2 separate regions of the Mus musculus genome follow, and region 1 is linked to region 2. A link is a contact called in ENCODE Hi-C or POLR2A ChIA-PET data. All regions are on one chromosome and are shown on one strand. Each heading gives the region's core, a stretch centred on a gene start or an enhancer-like site at or near the end of the contact. The rest is flanking DNA. Distances are from core to core; before and after follow the strand shown.

Region 1 (2,968 bases), core at 120-2,619, 33 kb before region 2:
TGATGCTGGGGACTGGCAGCAACACGTAAGAAAGGAACTCGGGGCAGGGTTAGACTGCAGATCTTCCACAACACCTCTGAGATCTGAATCCGAGCTCCACACCAGGGACCAAGGAGGATGAAATTCTAATAGGAAAGGAAACACAGGGAACAAAAACTTTATGTTTCCCACCTGTAAAGACCCACGGAGCATCTCAGAATGAATGGGGGAAGCTGATCTCAGGGCAGAAACTTTAAGAGGAAGAAAAAAAAATGGAAAGACAGCTTGCAAAGTTCAAAACGGCTCAGGGTTTTCAAAACGTACTTCAAGAGTATACTATGCTGACCGCTTGAGGAGAAGTCCCCAGAGCATGTCTTGGCAGCTGTGATATGGTCACAAAACGTCACAGTGAACTTCTCTAGCCTGAATGACACACCCCATGGCATACCACACTATGAACACCGTATCACATGGTGTATATCTGCATCTATTTGGCCCACTGCCAAAGACACACAGCATAGGCGCAGGGGACCATGGTCTCTGGTTATCGCTAGCACTACACACTGTGCACAATGCCTGTGATATGCTTTCGCATGGCTGCCGTAGTTTACACCAGCATTGTCACAGTCCATGGGGGCAGTATTGTGGCTATCCTGTCCAAAGGCTCCAGGAATTCTTCAGCTCCACTATCATCCCCTGGGGCCACCATGGTGGCTGGCAGTTCACAGTGGACAGGATGACATTATATGGTGCATAGCTATCTATTTCAAATCATGACAGGGGTTGACTGCAGTTTTCCCTGTAGGGAATATCTCCTGTGCAGTTAGATACTTGACATCAATAAGTATCCACATACGAACCTCATCTGTGCTGCACACTAGGCCACTTCAACACAGAAGGCAGCACCGTGAACAGTAACATGGCTGTGCTCATCTGCACCTTAATTTCCACTTCTGTGACAGGGACACTATGACGGACCTCCTCCACAGGGCTGAGGACTCGGGATACTCCAAAATACTAGAGGGGCAAGCACAGTACAGTAAACTCTATCAAGTCTCCGCCATGGTAATGACAACCATGGTGCTTCAGAGGGGATAAAACGATGGTGAATAACTCGAGAAGTGAAGAGCTGTCTGGTACCCTGGACAGGAAACAGCGTGATCACCACAGACAGGAAGTAAAACTTTACACCTCAGCTCTCGGGAGCTGGAACAAAGCTTTCATTCTGGGAGGATTTAGCTAAATGTTTAGGCCTGCCCGTGAGTCTACACACAAACGCTGCCATTCTGCCCTGTGCGGAAGCATGGGTGGCCATGCTGCCTGTAAGGACACACTGTCTCCTTGTTTCCCTCGGCACTGAGCCTTGGTGTTGGGAACACTCATTAAGCACACATCAGATTGGGTTTCAGGGAGCCCCAGCGTCCAGGACAGGAGAGAATGGGTCCTTTCAGCCACGCTGTAATTCATGGACCATGTAACCAGTGTCCTGAGCACAGAACTCCCTTCTTCCTGAATTCCAGGGTTGGGCACACGGTGTGTGTGTGTGTGTGTGTGTGTGTGTGTGTGTGTGTGTGTGTGTGTGTGTGTGTGTAGGTGTGGGGGATTTCTGCTGCTCTCTGGAAAACACGTGTAAGAAGTGGTTCAGAGAGAACATCCAGTCTTTTGGGGGGCGGGGGTGGGGTTTTTAGTCTGCTCCTGACATGAGAGACTAGTCCTTGTAGTAGTAAGAAATTCTAAATTTCATTAATATCAAAAGATCTAAAGCTTTCATCTAACAGGCAAGGGAACAAAATAGCACATCAAGAATGAACAAGACAAGGAAAAACCGGGTTGCAGCCACTGAAGAATAGGCGTTCCAGCCAGAAAACCTCGTGCCTGTTTCTTAGGGTCTACCTAGTCTCTTCCAGTCCAGTGGTCTAAGCCACAAAATGCACCTTAGCCTCAGAACCCGGGTTTTCTCAGGAGTTGGGAGGTTTGGGGGTGAGGGTGTAACACCTGATATTACATGACGTTCAAAAAAAAAAATCACTGTTCTGAAGAAAGGGGCAAAGTGACTATCTGAGCAGAAGGGAGGGCTTTGTAGTGCCAACGGCCGGCGATGCTGCTGGGTTCTCATCTTCCTTCACATGCAGCCACGTGACCTTGGCTTCCAGCTTCCCCCCGGGAGTCAATCTCTGAAGTCGGAGTCCTCTGTCCACAGAGGAATCTGTGACAGTGGCTCTACGGCTGTGGCTCTGCAGGTTTCTAACTGCTCAGTGGAGAGAACAGGAACATATTTCTCAACCCTGAGAAAGGGCTTTAAAGTCCTTTTTATGCAAAGTCTCCTCAATTTAAAATTACATAAAAAATGTTTTTTTTTTAAAAAATCACATAAGTTGGAGTCTGGAGAGATGATATAATATTAATTGTCAGTACTTTTTGTTCTTCCAGAGGGTTCCAGGTTCAGTTCCCAGCATTCACCCACATTCACATGGCATCTATTTTTTCATACACATGAACATAAATTTTTAAAAATTAAAATAACTAAATCACTACATGCCTGCAATGGCAGCTCTCAGAGGAATCTGAGGCAGGAGGATTGCAAATTTGAGGCCAGTCTGGGTTATGTAGCCAGATCCATTATAAAACAAATCTCACTGCTTTGAATCTGAATATTGGACATAGGTATAATCCCAGATGAATCTAGGAGGGGACCTCATATGCATAGAACGTGGGTAAAAAACCCATGTCACTGTCTGATTTGATGGAAGTAATTCTTGAGTATGTGAGTTATCATAAAATCTTTCCCCTTTCTTTTGGGGAAAGATTTTATATTACTAGATATGACTGATTAACCTATTGCTTTCAGTATGTACTTGAACAAGCAAACCAGGGCTGGTTAGTTCTTGTCAACTTGACACAAATCTAGATATACCTGGGAAGAAGAATCTTGCTTGAAAAAAAATGTCTCAGTAAGGCTGACTGGTAGACAAGTCTGTGGGGCATTTTC
Region 2 (2,887 bases), core at 315-2,814:
TAAGTTACATCTACGTATCCGCCAAATGACATAATGCACAGGTGCGATCGTTTTGTTTTGTTTTCCCCTTCTTGGTGCTTCCTGCCAGCATATCAAGTAGCCAGTCCTTTGTCTGTCTTGTTGTAATAGAATATTGTGACATGCTCGGTCACGTCACTACTGTACTACTGGCACCTGAGGTGATACCTGCTAAGATTTGAGCATGCTTTTACTACATGTGTTTCTGGGCTGCTCTTTCACATATGCAAGGTATAAACTCCACAGAAAGAACTCAGACCAAAGCCATGGGCCACTGAGACAGAATACAATGTACAGAGAGGCAGGGGATGAAGACAAGCAGCCTTCTGCAAATGGCTCTGTGTGAATTCCTCAGCTGTCTGGTACTCCCTGCATATCTCTAAGTCACAGGCAGAGGCTTCAAGGTCATCAGAAGCCTGTGTCCTTGGCTACCAGAGCACATGGAGGTGTGACCATAGCACTGGGTCTCAGGGCCTGAGGACAGGGGCCTACCTGCTTAGCCATGCATAGTCAGAGGATCTTCTAGAAGCAGAGCTTGGCTGGGAGTGATAAATCACCTTCTCCCAACCTCATTCCTCCAAAGAAAATTTATCTCCATACATCAAAAGTTTGAACTTCACGATAGAATGAGAAGGATATTGGGGGTGTATAGAGAAAGAAACAGAGATGGCTATTTCTTTATCTGTTTATAAAGGCGTACATCTCCTTTCCAGTTCCTTCCCAGACTAATATTAATCTACTTCATGGGTCCCTGTAGCAACACATGCTGATATCCTTAGATATAGGACCTTTAGTGAGATAGCATCTCTCAGGACGGACTAACCACAGTGACAGCCTCCAGAATGGCGCAGGCTCTTCTAGAGTCCCGGGAAAGGAAAAGCACAGGTGTTCCAGCCTGTGGAAATCACGGCTCTTCAGCTGCCTGGGTTGCTGGGGATCCTTAGGGCTCTGCAGCCGCCTGGGTTGCTGGGGGTCCTTAGGGCTCTGCAGCCGCCTGGGTTGCTGGGGGTCCTTAGGGCTCTGCAGCCGCCTGGGTTGCTGGGGGTCCTTAGGGCTCTGCAGCCGCCTGGGTTGCTGGGGGTCCTTAGGGCTCTGCAGCCGCCTGTGTTGCTGGGGGTCCTTAGGGCTCTGCAGCCGCCTGGGTTGCTGGGGGTCCTTAAGGCAGAACTCATCCTGCTGCTTCACTGGCCCAGGTGTCTCACCCCAGACCCGAACACAGCAGAAGCTGACAGGCTGCCAACAGCAGCCGCACCTCTCACAGAATGCTTGTGTGCGACAGTTCAGGTGCATGCCTTTGCCTGTCACAGGAGGCCACCGTGTTTATAAAGCAGTGAGGATTAGCAGGACACTGGCTATATAAAGACAAACAAGGCTTTCCAAGGCAGGGCTAACCCATCTGGATCTTTCATAGTGTACATCTCTAGACTTCAGTCCTTACCATTAGCCAGTGTTAACTTTCTCCCAGCCTAGAAAGGCTTGTTGGAATGACTTGCCCACATGGGTAAATCCCAGGCTGAGCACTTGGCTCTTACTGGCCACTGGATTCACCACCAAGTCTTGGCATAGATGTAACCTGGCATGAAAGTAGATTATGATGGACTGCAGGCTCGGTACCAGTGACAGCTGACAGCTGACACAGAATATTTTAGTACACAGTACTACAAACATTAATGAGTTATAAAATATCATCCCACTGAGTGAAATGGCTCAGACAGGGGAGAGAAAAGGCAGTAGGAACTGCTGTGCCCACAACGCCCAGAAATAGAATTCATAACATATGATGGGCTTAATTAAGACATGTGGGGACTCGGTAAAAATAAATAATTATGTAATGGAGGGGGAAGGCTGTGAAGGCTTAGAACAAACATTTAAGTCCCACACAAGCCAGTATCTCACCCAGCACATACACCTCATTTACTGGATCTCTGGCGGGGGTTCGTCTGGATGCTGCAAGCAGGTGTCACCACCTCTATTGAAAGAAAACAATGCTTGCCTTTGTAAACAAACTGTCAGGTTGACACCACATGCCAGGCATCATGAAAGACATCAAGGGTAAAGTGAAAGAAGACGTCACACCTGTCAGGAGATAATAACATAAGCACATGCACACAATGAAATGAGCACTGGGGGACCCAGGAAATCGCCTCTGAGGTCACAGGAAATAGCCACTGAGGGATACAGGAAATGGCCACTGGGGGACCCAGGACATTGCCTCTGAGGGACCCAGGAAATCATTCCTGAGAGACACAGGAAATAACCACTGAAGGACACAGGAATTAGCCCTGAGAGATGCAGGAAATAGCCACTGCGAGATGCAGAAAATAGCCTCTGAGAGATGAAGGAAATAGCCACTGGGGGAAACAGGAAACAGCCACTGAGGGATACAGGAAATAGTCACTGAGGAACACAGGAAATGGCCACTGAGAGACACAGGAAGTGGTCACTGAGGAACACAGGAAATGGTCACTGAGAGACATGGGAAATAGCCACTGAGGGGCACAGGAAATAGCCACTTAGAGACACAGAAAATAGCCTCTGAGAAACACAGGAAATAGCCTCTGAGAGACACAGGAAATAGTCACTGAGTAGCACAGGAAATGGCCACTGAGGGACACAGGAAATAGCCATTTAGGAACAGAAAGCCTCCCTAGGAAATGCTAGGTTTTAAGTCGATACTGGTAAGCTTAGAGGGAATTTCATAAGCTTCTCAGCCAGTTCGAGAAGGCCCAGTGGGCAAGGTGAGCTAATTGGGTTTTGTGCCAAAGGAGAAGGACACCAACCTGCAGATGTGCATGAATGGATCTAACACATCACCCCGTGCATAATTTAATGTCATTCTCCCTCTGACTCCGAAGATCTTAAGCTCAGA

What was found. Hi-C counts contacts between places; a loop is a spot of excess contacts on that map. ChIA-PET counts read pairs that join two places held with the same protein, here RNA polymerase II (POLR2A).
Region 1: a loop to region 2 is called in a map of gastrocnemius, with 2.0 times the contacts of the local background. The contact joins two enhancer-like sites. A Hi-C loop is called at or near these places in 1 of 37 maps with a recorded cell type or tissue (gastrocnemius). POLR2A ChIA-PET finds 5 or more read pairs at or near these places in 1 of 5 experiments (embryonic stem cell).

The regions. Positions count from the first base shown.
Region 1 is chr14:121,197,517-121,200,484 of GRCm38, reverse strand. All of the region lies in intron 2 of Farp1 (FERM, RhoGEF (Arhgef) and pleckstrin domain protein 1 (chondrocyte-derived)), which reads right to left. Among named protein-coding and RNA genes, the nearest start is that of B930095G15Rik, 50 kb to the left of the region's middle. Within about 2 kb of position 1,369, at least 2 of the 3 ENCODE cell types and tissues checked have a DNase peak (open chromatin) inside an H3K27ac peak, as active enhancers do.
Region 2 is chr14:121,164,628-121,167,514 of GRCm38, reverse strand. All of the region lies in intron 2 of Farp1 (FERM, RhoGEF (Arhgef) and pleckstrin domain protein 1 (chondrocyte-derived)), which reads right to left. Among named protein-coding and RNA genes, the nearest start is that of B930095G15Rik, 83 kb to the left of the region's middle. Within about 2 kb of position 1,564, at least 3 of the 3 ENCODE cell types and tissues checked have a DNase peak (open chromatin) inside an H3K27ac peak, as active enhancers do.